2 separate regions of the Mus musculus genome follow, and region 2 is linked to region 1. Evidence: chromatin loops called from intact Hi-C (ENCODE). Cell type or tissue: heart. All regions are shown on one strand.

Evidence for each region. A loop is a pair of places that touch in the nucleus more often than their neighbours do. Peaks named below come from ENCODE experiments on the same cell type or tissue, not always from the same donor. Only the 100,000 strongest peaks of a DNase experiment are listed, where the experiment ranks them.
Region 2: a loop joins it to region 1, with 4 times the contacts of the local background. A loop is called at or near these places in 2 of 42 quality-filtered maps.

Annotation. Positions count from the first base shown.
Region 1 is chr16:42,873,493-42,878,492 of GRCm38, forward strand. 4932412D23Rik (RIKEN cDNA 4932412D23 gene) reads right to left here and starts at 2,095. Exons shown (of 4, transcript NR_040521.1): 1 at 1,940-2,095. It also overlaps a transcript of Zbtb20 not described here. In heart, CTCF peaks have their summits at 1,633 and 2,939; DNase peaks (open chromatin) are centred at 1,139, 1,989, 2,159, 2,659 and 1 weaker place; H3K4me3 peaks cover 2,893 bases; H3K27ac peaks cover 3,513 bases.
Region 2 is chr16:43,360,512-43,365,511 of GRCm38, forward strand. All of the region lies in intron 4 of Zbtb20 (zinc finger and BTB domain containing 20), which reads left to right. It overlaps Gm9968 (predicted gene 9968), which reads right to left and starts at 3,155. Exons shown (of 2, transcript NR_167988.1): 1 at 3,052-3,155. In heart, no CTCF peak of the experiment used is centred here; DNase peaks (open chromatin) are centred at 2,520 and 3,410; H3K4me3 peaks cover 1,098 bases; H3K27ac peaks cover 2,872 bases.

The DNA.
Region 1 (5,000 bases):
TCAAACTCAGATCACCAGGCCTGGCATCATCCCCTTCACCCACTGAACTGCCGCACCAGCTCACCAACAGGCACTCTCCAGTTCTCTTAAATGGTAAGGAGCAAATATCTCATGCCCCACAATTAGGGCATTCTTAATACATGTCTGGGGTGTCTCTGTCTGGGAGAAACAAAAACCCACAGTAGTCAGGGTAGCCATGCAATGTAAACATGAACACTGAGATATTCCTTAGAGCTCAACGCCTTTTAACAGCAGAATTGGACAGTAAAAAATACAGGTAGTAACACCCAAGGCCTCACCTTGTCACTGTTATATATTTTACATAGTTGCCCTTATGATTCCTCATCATAATCCTCACATTTACAAAACACTGCAAAGTATCTTTAAAAATTTATGAGAAATGATAAGAATTTGAAGTAGTCATTTCTTCTTAAAGTTATGGGGTTAAGTAGTTGCCCACTTTTGTTAAATTTTACTTAATTTTCTCACGTGAAGCTGATTGTTCTGCACAGACTATTTCCTGTAAAACTTTTACTTAGAGTTTATACACAAATTTAAATCCACACTCGGTAGCACTTTTTACTTTGAACATCCTTCAGTTCTCTTATATTTTAAGCAATTTCTAGATTCTGATAGCCACACCCATAATCTTCAGAAAGGCCCTAATGTACTAATGAAGTCAAGGCCTTGTGCTATTTTTTTTTTTTAAGTCAGGGCTAATTTTGTTTTGCTTATGGTCTGCCAGACTTCTACTTAGTCAAAGCAAACATTTGGTGTTCAAAGTATTTAGTGTGTGTCAAGGAAACCTACGTGAAATCCAGGCTTAAACTTACTTCAAGTCTACCAGAATCTATTTTTCAAGTCTATAATCTATAAGATTATTTTCTGTATTAATAACCAATACTACAAATACAGTTTCTTTGTATGGTTGGTGTTTCTGACAAATCCCTTTCGTGACAAATTAAGCTCCTTAAAAAGTATTAGTTCTTATTTTGGCAGGAATTCTTTTTCTTTGTAGAGTGAAAAGCCATTCTTTTTTCCATCTTAGTCCTTTTAAGGAATTCTTTTCAGGAATCTATCCTTGGCTTCCTGCTGGCCTCAGGCCTCACCCCCTTCCTCCTCCACCCCGCCCTTGCCTGACCAGTATTTGTTAGAATTTGGCTCTGGGGAGTACTATGCTGAGTGACAAATGGATGAAGATGAAGGTTTTATTGAAGCATCTGAACTGCATTTAATTTTCCGTGTTGCTTTATTCCTTCTAGCTCCCAGGATATTGAATTTTGTGGGCTTCAGTTGGGTCGTCAGTACTTCAGGCGTTTAGTAATAAGAAACATAATCTGCTTTTTCCGGTAGGATAATAAATCCTCATTGATATTAAGGGCGGCTCTCTGCAGACGGTTTTACACGGTATTTTTCTGTAGAAACACATTCCCTGGGAGTCCTAAAACTGCTCCCGCCTCTCTGTCTCCCTGGGCCTCAGGTCGCCTCCCGCCCAGCGGTCCCTCCCACCGCCAGGATCCTGCTCGCTAGGACATCCACTGCCCGTGACCACGACACCCCTCCTCCCTGCACTGAACCCCTTCCCTCCCCTCCCCCTCTGGGCGAGCCAGACAGCGGGTAACCGCCGCCTCCGCTGGGGCATCCCGGCTCCATAGGCGGCGCGCGGCAGACACCTGCTTCTCACTGGCCGCCGCCGCTGCCCCTCACCCCGCAGTCCCCGCGACAATTGGCCCCGGGCCGCCGCCCGTCATCCTCTAGCCCCTCTTGGAGTCCCGCCTCTATCCTCGGGTCATTTAAGTTTATCACAAATAAATAAATAAAGGAGGAAATAGAAATGCGTAGAAAGTAAAAGCAGTCAGGAGGGGGCGGGGACGTGGATGAAAAGGAGGGTGGGGAAGTGGAGGAGTAAACAACCAAACTTGATCGTGCCTATACTGACCAATCACCGATCACTACAGTCCGGTCTGACGGCCTCTGTCGACCAATAGTTTCCCAGCTCTTGGATCACTGAATAACCAGAGACAGCTGGCCTCTCTACACAGGGCGCTGGTGGGCGGGAAGAGTTGAGAACATTGACCAATAGACTGTTAAAACTGCTCTGAGTGAAGTTTCCGCTCACCAGTTGATGCTTGAGATAGCGGATTGGGTGTCTCCTAGGCCAATCAAAGATGACAGAGATGAGAGAAGGGGCAGTTAGGGGAGGAGCCGCGGAGGGGAGGAGGAAGAGTGCATTTTGTTTATGGGCGGCAACCTCACGAGGGCTGTCCAAACGCTATTGGTCAGCTGAAGCAGCGAGTGGCATGCGAGCCGCCCAATAGTAGGACAAGGTAGAGGTTCGCGGCTTCGGGCGCCCAATGTGGGCCTTCTGCCGAAGAAGTAGGGGCGGGGGGAAGTTTAGGAGTTGAGGAAAGAAGATTAAAGAGCGCGAGGAGGTAACGCCAAAAACTCTAATTTGTTGTGGGGCGGGCGGGAGGGAGGGGTGTGTGCGTGCGGAGCGCGGCCGGGCGTCTACGAGTCGCGGGGAGTCGGGGGTGACGGGCCGCCGAGGAGGGGGCGGGGTGGGGCCGTGGCGCGAGTTCCGAGCCGCAGCCCGGGGCTTCTGCCCCGCCCCGCCCCGCGCGCCCTCCCGCCGCCCCTCCTCGCGCCCGCCCGGCGGCCTCGCGCGACCCTGCGGGGAGGGTCCGCCGCTGGCCCGGGCGGGGCGTCCGGTCGTTGCCACTGCGTCTAGTCTCTCCTCCCCGCTTCTGGAGTCGCGGCTTCCCAGAAGAGGAGCTGAGGGGCACCGGCCGGGGCTCCGGAGCTGTTGGCGGCGCCGGCTCCCGCCCCTCTCCTCTCCCTCCCTCCGCCCTCCCAGTCGCTTTCCTCCCGCGCAGAGAACTGGCTTCGGAGAACCCGGGCTTGGGCGCGTAGCCCAGCCTGCCTTGCTCTCACCCGTAGACAGGGGGGCTTGGCAAGGATTGAACCCTGTCCTCCTCTCTTTAGCCTTTGGGCCCCTTCCGAAACATTAAAAAAAAAAAAAAAAGTTAACGCTCTCTCATACCTTGAGACATAAAACAAAACAAAACAAAATAACAAAACCTACCCCATCCCCAAATACAGGAGTATGGTTTTGAAGTTCATTCAAATGTGGTCCTCTAATTGTTTTAATGCTTTTCCCTGTGTGGGGGGCTCTCAGTGTCCCCCTTCAGCCCCTCCCCTTCCTAAGGATGCAGAAGAGGCAGGAGGCAGGGATTTCGTAAAAGTTGTATTGATAAACACACTTGCACAAGCATATGCTAGGCACACACACAGACTATAAACATTAGCGAAAAACACAATATGGCGTACAGCTACGCTACCTAGCTCGGTAATCTGATGATCTCTTACTCCGAACCGGGTCAAATCAGGTCTGAAGAAGCAAGACAGTTCTCCAGCAGAAATCTGAATGGCATGGGAAAACATTTGGAAGCCTGCACCTGATGGTATAGTCCTCAGAATCATTGGCCCAGATTTAAGTTGAACATGTTACCTTTTTAGACAGTGAAATTTACTATTTTTTAAACACACACACACACACACACACACACACACACACACACCAGAATGTTACTAAAGTGGACTTTTCTCACTTTGGTATTTTCTGCTATAAAAAATTTCAGCGTATACAGTGATTTCAAGTGAACAGTGTTCCAAGTTACTGCTGCAACTTGTTGCCATTGAAAAACTTAGAACATCCAAATACTAGTTTATGGAAAAATAGTGTGAGCTCTCAATTCAAGGAATCAATGGCTAGTTAACGCTCTCACAGGATTTACTGGGATTCCTGGTTTAGCTTCTTGTCTCAAGGACATTTTTCTATATTGTGGGAATAGACCCCAACCCTCTGACCCTCTCCACAAATGACTATGTCAGGATCTGACTACGTTTTGTATTTTTGCGTTACAGTTAGGTTTGACTTGACTTCTAGGGAAAGTAGATGAAACAAACCAACAAACAACTCGCTTATTCTCTCAGATCCTTGCTCGTTAGAATTCCTAATAAATCGTCAGAGTGCCCACGCAGGTAGGACATGGTGGTACTCCAGCATCTCTTGAATCCTCCCAAGAAACTTGGTTTTAGAATTGTTGAAGAACCACAGATGGTTCTGTTCAGTTGCTCTAGTGTAAAAGCCTAAGATTGGGGTTCTGAATTCCATTGAATTCCATTTGCAGAACTTTGTGTCTGAGGTCAAACGGTGCTGAAATAAACCTGTGAGGAGAAGAAATTGGAGTTTTCTGGAAGTCTCTGAGCTGCCCAGAGAGTGAGGCAATCAGGCATTGGGGCTTTGATTCAGGTCTTAGATGACAGAAGTACAAGCATTTCAGCTATGAAGAGCAGGTTGACAGGTATACCCCCACCAGGCTCCAGAGCAATAATGCCTTTTCCTGATGACCTTCTAGTGTTTATTAGGTTAGAAAAAAAAGCTTAAAAATGATTAAATTTTATCCATGTTCTGGAAGCTGTCTTTGTTTGTCTGCCTAGGTAGGCCAGCATTTTGGGATTCTCACTATACCAAGATCCTGAGTTTATTGACTAGGTAATGAGGCAAAGAGTATGTTTTTTACTTGAGGGCAATGCTGGGGGTGGGTGTTTAGATCGGTTAGATATGGTGTTGACTCTGACACCTAGTTAGGTGGCAAGGCTTTGGGACATATAGCGTACTCCTGTTTGCCTGTATGACTTTGACTGATTGATAAAGGAAAAAGATAGAAGAGCAAAGCCTTTTCAAGTGAGTTGTTTTTGTGTCATTTCTGCAGATTTTCAGAAGACTTTTGAGACAAACTAAGCTTCCCAGATAAAAGCCTAGACTGAATAACTAGGCCATTTAAAAGAGCAATAAAAGCTACAACTAAATTCCTGTAAATGATTTACAACATAAATGAATTTTAAATTATTTCAGATATGGAAGGGAAGTTTTATTTTCTGAAATAGTCATGGCAACATCACCAGCAGTTCTGGATACTTGGGATGGAACAGTGACG
Region 2 (5,000 bases), 490 kb after region 1:
CATTTGCTGTGGGCTTACTGTCCCCTACCTCTCCACCAAATAGAATGAAGAAGAAAATAAACTTTTTGTAATATCTAAAGTTTGCATGTGTTCAAATCTGATTTGCCCAGGGAATTGTGCGTACATGCTGTGTCCGGATGTAGAGTGGTTTGTAGGTGGCACGCTTACTGTACCCTGCTATTTTCTTCAGCCTGATACAGTTTCTCTAACTCAGAAATGCTTCCCTGAAATCTCAAGTTAGTTTCAGGACAAGGATGGTTCCTATCCATGGCACACATCTAAGAATGACAAATAACTTTAAGATGTAAGAATTATCTTCTCTTAATCTTCATACAGAATTGAAATATTGTAGAACTTTAGCTCAGTTTCAAGATTTGGATGAAATAATTTCTGTTTTGTAACCATATGAGTAAGTGATAGTAAACCAGTCCAGATAACACAGTGAAAAGGACTCCATGGGCTCCCCTTGCAGGCCAGTCCAACAACCTTCTTCACAATAGAGCGACCAGAGATGAGAGCCTCGGCCACATGATGAAAAGTGCAGATGGAGGGCTTTGCATGAAAACCGATTATGTGCGAGAGGGCTCAGGAGAGGATCGGGGTGGAATTGGAAAGGAGCGGCCACTGAAACAGGAGAAGAAGATATGCTTGACCAGGTCTAGTAAAATATTCCCTGCCACAACCACTGTTCCATGAAGAGACTGAGCCAAGAGGCCTAAATAAACTAACCTGGGGGTCAGTGTTACCATTAATGTGGGAGGCATCATGGAGAGCACATCCGGACTTGTGTTACACAGTAATCACTGCTGGGTGTCAGCATTCATCAGCCAGATGGTCAGACCCACAATTAATCAATTAGGCTGGGACAATCAACTGGACTAAGTTTTCCCCTTTGGTAAAACAGCCTCATCATGTGGTCAAGGCCAATAGCACTTTTATCCTGTTGCTTTTGGAGTAGCTTCTAAAAATTCCCTCATTTTTTTTTTTCTTTTGGCCTCTGGTTACTAGACACTGTCAGGCTCCCAGTTCCTTTGATAACATGGATTCCCCAATCAAGGTTTTCACATAATAGATCATCAGCATCCCCCGTATTCACATTGTAACACTGAAAATCCCACATGAAAACAAGCTCTTCAAAGCAGCATGGTAAGCCCTACATCCAACTGATCTCCTGTAGTATTTCTTCTGGTTCTACTCAATCTGGTGGGACACCAATGGCAGAGCTTCTCTGACTGGGCACATAAGGGTGATAAGTGATGCTAGTGATAATAGTAGTTTCTGGTGTATTCGGCGTCAGACAGACATACCATGACAAAAATAGATAAACATCAACTCAGCCTTTATAACGCCAATTAGGATGATACGGTCACCCCCCTTTCAAAGAGAAGGAAACAGACTAGGAAATTCATTGAACATGTGATAGGATACTCTACTGACATGCTGTGGGACAGAAGCTACATAGCCTGTCATACATGTTTTCTTAACAGACACAACCTTGTGCCTCTGAGAGCTAAAAGCTAAGAATGTGTTCTAGATCTTGGCGGCTCCCCTTCAAACTTCAAGTTGTTCACTAGTGTTTTTCTTCTCTGGAGGCTCATTCTGCTTCCCATGCTACACAGCTCCAAACCACAGCCGGACTTTCCCCTTCCGTGTCGAGGGTTCCCAGTCTCCCGCTCAGGAGCCTTACCTACATTGGTATCTTTCTGTCTGTTTTAGGTAGTTTTCATCAGTTGATTTATAGCACAGCTTGCCTCTCCATCACTGATTTCTTTTTTTAACTTAGATTTTACCCCTCCTTTCTTTTGGCTTACCTCTGGCTGTATTATAGTGTACAGCACAGGAGTGATGCTTCGGAATCCTGGCGGTCACTGTCTAACAGAGTCCTGGATACTATACGTATTGGGTAGAACTAGACGCGATGCAGTGCTCCCTGTGTGCACCATTGAACTTGCTGTGTCTCTTTCCTCTCAGCTCTTTTCTACTGTCAGACTTGATGTAGACTTAATGATTTTGTGTCTACACAAAGGATGCAGTCATCCCAAATATCCATCCTTGATGTATCAGTTACTCTTACAACTACTTTATAGAGTATATTACTTCTCTATATAACGGCTATATTTGCTTTTTTGTTTTGCTACTTAGCAATTGGAAAACATATCAGAATGCTAAAACAATATAGTATGGAACTACCTGTTTTTACTTGAACTTACAGCACATGAATAAATAGGTGCTCATGTAGTAATAATAACCAGCATGCTTTAGCCTTCAGAGTCTGTTTTGTTCTTACGGCCGTTCTTTCTGCAGTTTTATATTCTTTACCCCAGGGCTAATGAGGCTCTTTCATTGTGACCTGCAGTATCCTGCATATTACACAGTTGAGTCCTGCCATCTAGGCTGGCTTTCTGCTTCATTTTGCTCCTGACCTGCCTCCCCCCCCCCCCAACCCCCAACACACACACACACCCCAATGCTATTCCAGGCCTGGCCTCTCATGACCAGAGACTGCTGACTCATCCTGGCCTGTGCCAAGCTGTGCAGTCGCTTAGTGATGTGGACAGGAGTCGAAGGACTAGAATGAGCTCACCGAACTCATTTCACTTGTTGCTTACGGTACAGTCCAGCATGAGCTGGAAATGTAGGAACCTCAGCCTCCCGAGCAGAAAGAGTAAGTAGATTACACACAACCCCATCGTCAAGTCCTCAACAAGCAGGGGACGGTGTTGGGTGGGGGCTTGCTTCTCATGGCTCTTGGCTATGGCTAGGGCATTCTGGGTCATCAGGAGTTTCCCTTTGTCCTCTTTTCTTCCTCTCCTCCACAGTTGCACCCTCTCCCCACCCCCACCCCCACCCCACACCCTCCCTGAACTTCCCTTCTGAAAATGTCCGGATGGTAGAGCAATGATCTGGGCAGAAATGAAATTTTGTTAATAAGCAGCCTCCGCACGAAACCCTGGAACACAGACTCTGTGAAACTGCTTAGAGTAGCCTGTATCCTGGGAACTCACGTGAACTTCCCAACAGAATTCAAGGACATGAGAAAAGCTTCCCTACCTCCCTTCTTGAGTCTCTTTTCTTTCTGTTTTAAGAGAGGTAGTTTCAGGAGACATGGCTGCATTCTGGTGTGGTGCAAAGTTTTCCGTCGGGAGACAATAATGTACATTCCTCTGGCAGGATGGGATAGTTTTTTTTTTTTTGTTTTTTTTTTTTTTTTTTTGGTGTGTGTTTCTCTTGCTGTTGTTTATTTATAAGACATTTCCTCTCAGTTAGTGGAAGTTAGATCGTAAGAGGCTCCAGTGATTTTCCTTCCACCTCCCCTCCCTAATTTCTGTGCTTCAGCACTCTGGAACACTGTGAACTCGACAGACTAATCAGAGCAGGGAGCTTAGCAGCCAGGCCTGGACACTCTCAAGAGACTGTGTGACTCTCAGCCGTCACTCCCTGGATCAGGAACCACAGTCCTGGTGAGTGGGGGGGAGCTTCCAGACTCTGATGTATCAAGGATTCTATTCTTGGTGTCTCTGAGGCAGGCAGGAAATAAAGGGTATTTTAAAAGAAAAAAAAACATTTAAAAAAGCCTGCCAAACAATCAGAGTGGTAAGGAGTTTTAGTGTGTACAGCTGAGCGCACTCTGGACAAGGGCAGAGCCTTGAGGCTCTGCTTCGAAGCAGCCTGCAGGACTAGGGTTTGTGCTGCTGCCACAGAGGGCTGTCAGCTTTGACATGCCTAGCAAACATGCTGGTGGGAGGAGGAAGGTAGGTGAGTGACTGGGGCAGGGAGGAAGAGCTCAGGGTGGTGGGAGGGGGAAGTGAAAGTGGGAATAATTATTCATTTGAAGTTTCTCTCCCTCTGCTAACTTTTGATGCATTTCTGTTCTGAGCAGTTGTGCCATGTGCACAGCTAGCTGAGCCAGATAGAAAATCTGTAGTAGATGAGCCACAAAAAGTTTGCGAGGACTCTTCCTTTAGAGATCATTTCCTTGAGGCTGCTCTGAAACGTTAGGAGCCTCTCCCCATCTGACTTCAGGAAAACCTTATGTGTCACAGCCTATTCTTTATTCTTCTGTACTCATGGTACTGAGTAGAAGAATGCAGTGAGACTCCTTATATGGCTCCAGGGAAATTCATCGTCTTGACAAAGGAAACTGATGATTGTCTCCACAATATTGAACCCAAATATAGTGTTGTCCTCAATATAAGAAGAGACCGATTGAGTACGCTCCGGAAAGTTGTCAAAGGAATGGAATGGGGTGGGGGTGGGGTTGCAGCCTGGTCTGTCATAGCCAGTAGGGACCTTACGTGTTGTTCTTGGTATGCACACCCTCCTTAGAAGTGAAATGTCAGGTGAGTGGGCTTGTCTTCTGCTGTCAAGCCCCTGCTCGTTGTTGTTCTAGACATGTTCCATCTTACTGTGCCTTCTCGCCTTTCTAAAGTCAAGTATGTGGCATGTTCTAAGATATTAAAGGAAAAAAAGAGAAAACAAAAAACAAACAAACAAACAAACAAAAAACCCATGGTGGCTATTAAATTATTTGTCTATGTGGCATCCTCTGAAGTGAATTGCTCTTTGGGGAGGGGAAAGAGTCTTTGATGTTCCCAATATGGTTCTCATAGGCTTAAATTTCCCAGAACCACAACCCAGCCTAAGGGGTCCTTACTCAATGTCCTTAAATATTTGGGAAGAAATGCCATTTTATTGTTTTAGCTGCCTTTGCTATTAACACATTGCCAGTAGATTTCTTCTAGGGCTGAAAATGTTTTAATAACAGCTGATTTTACAGATGCATCTCCTATGTATCTGTTATGTGTATTTACCTTTGCTCCAACTGGTACAGTGATTCAGTGTATAACATTGATACTTAGCTCTGGAAGTTTGTTTGCTATATTGGGCGATTTGGATTCTTAACCACAGAACTCATGCATGCTCCTATGTCCCAAGTGCCCTCAGACACTGTGTACTGCTACAGTCACACCAGGGTTTGTCAGTGACCTCTAGAGCAAATG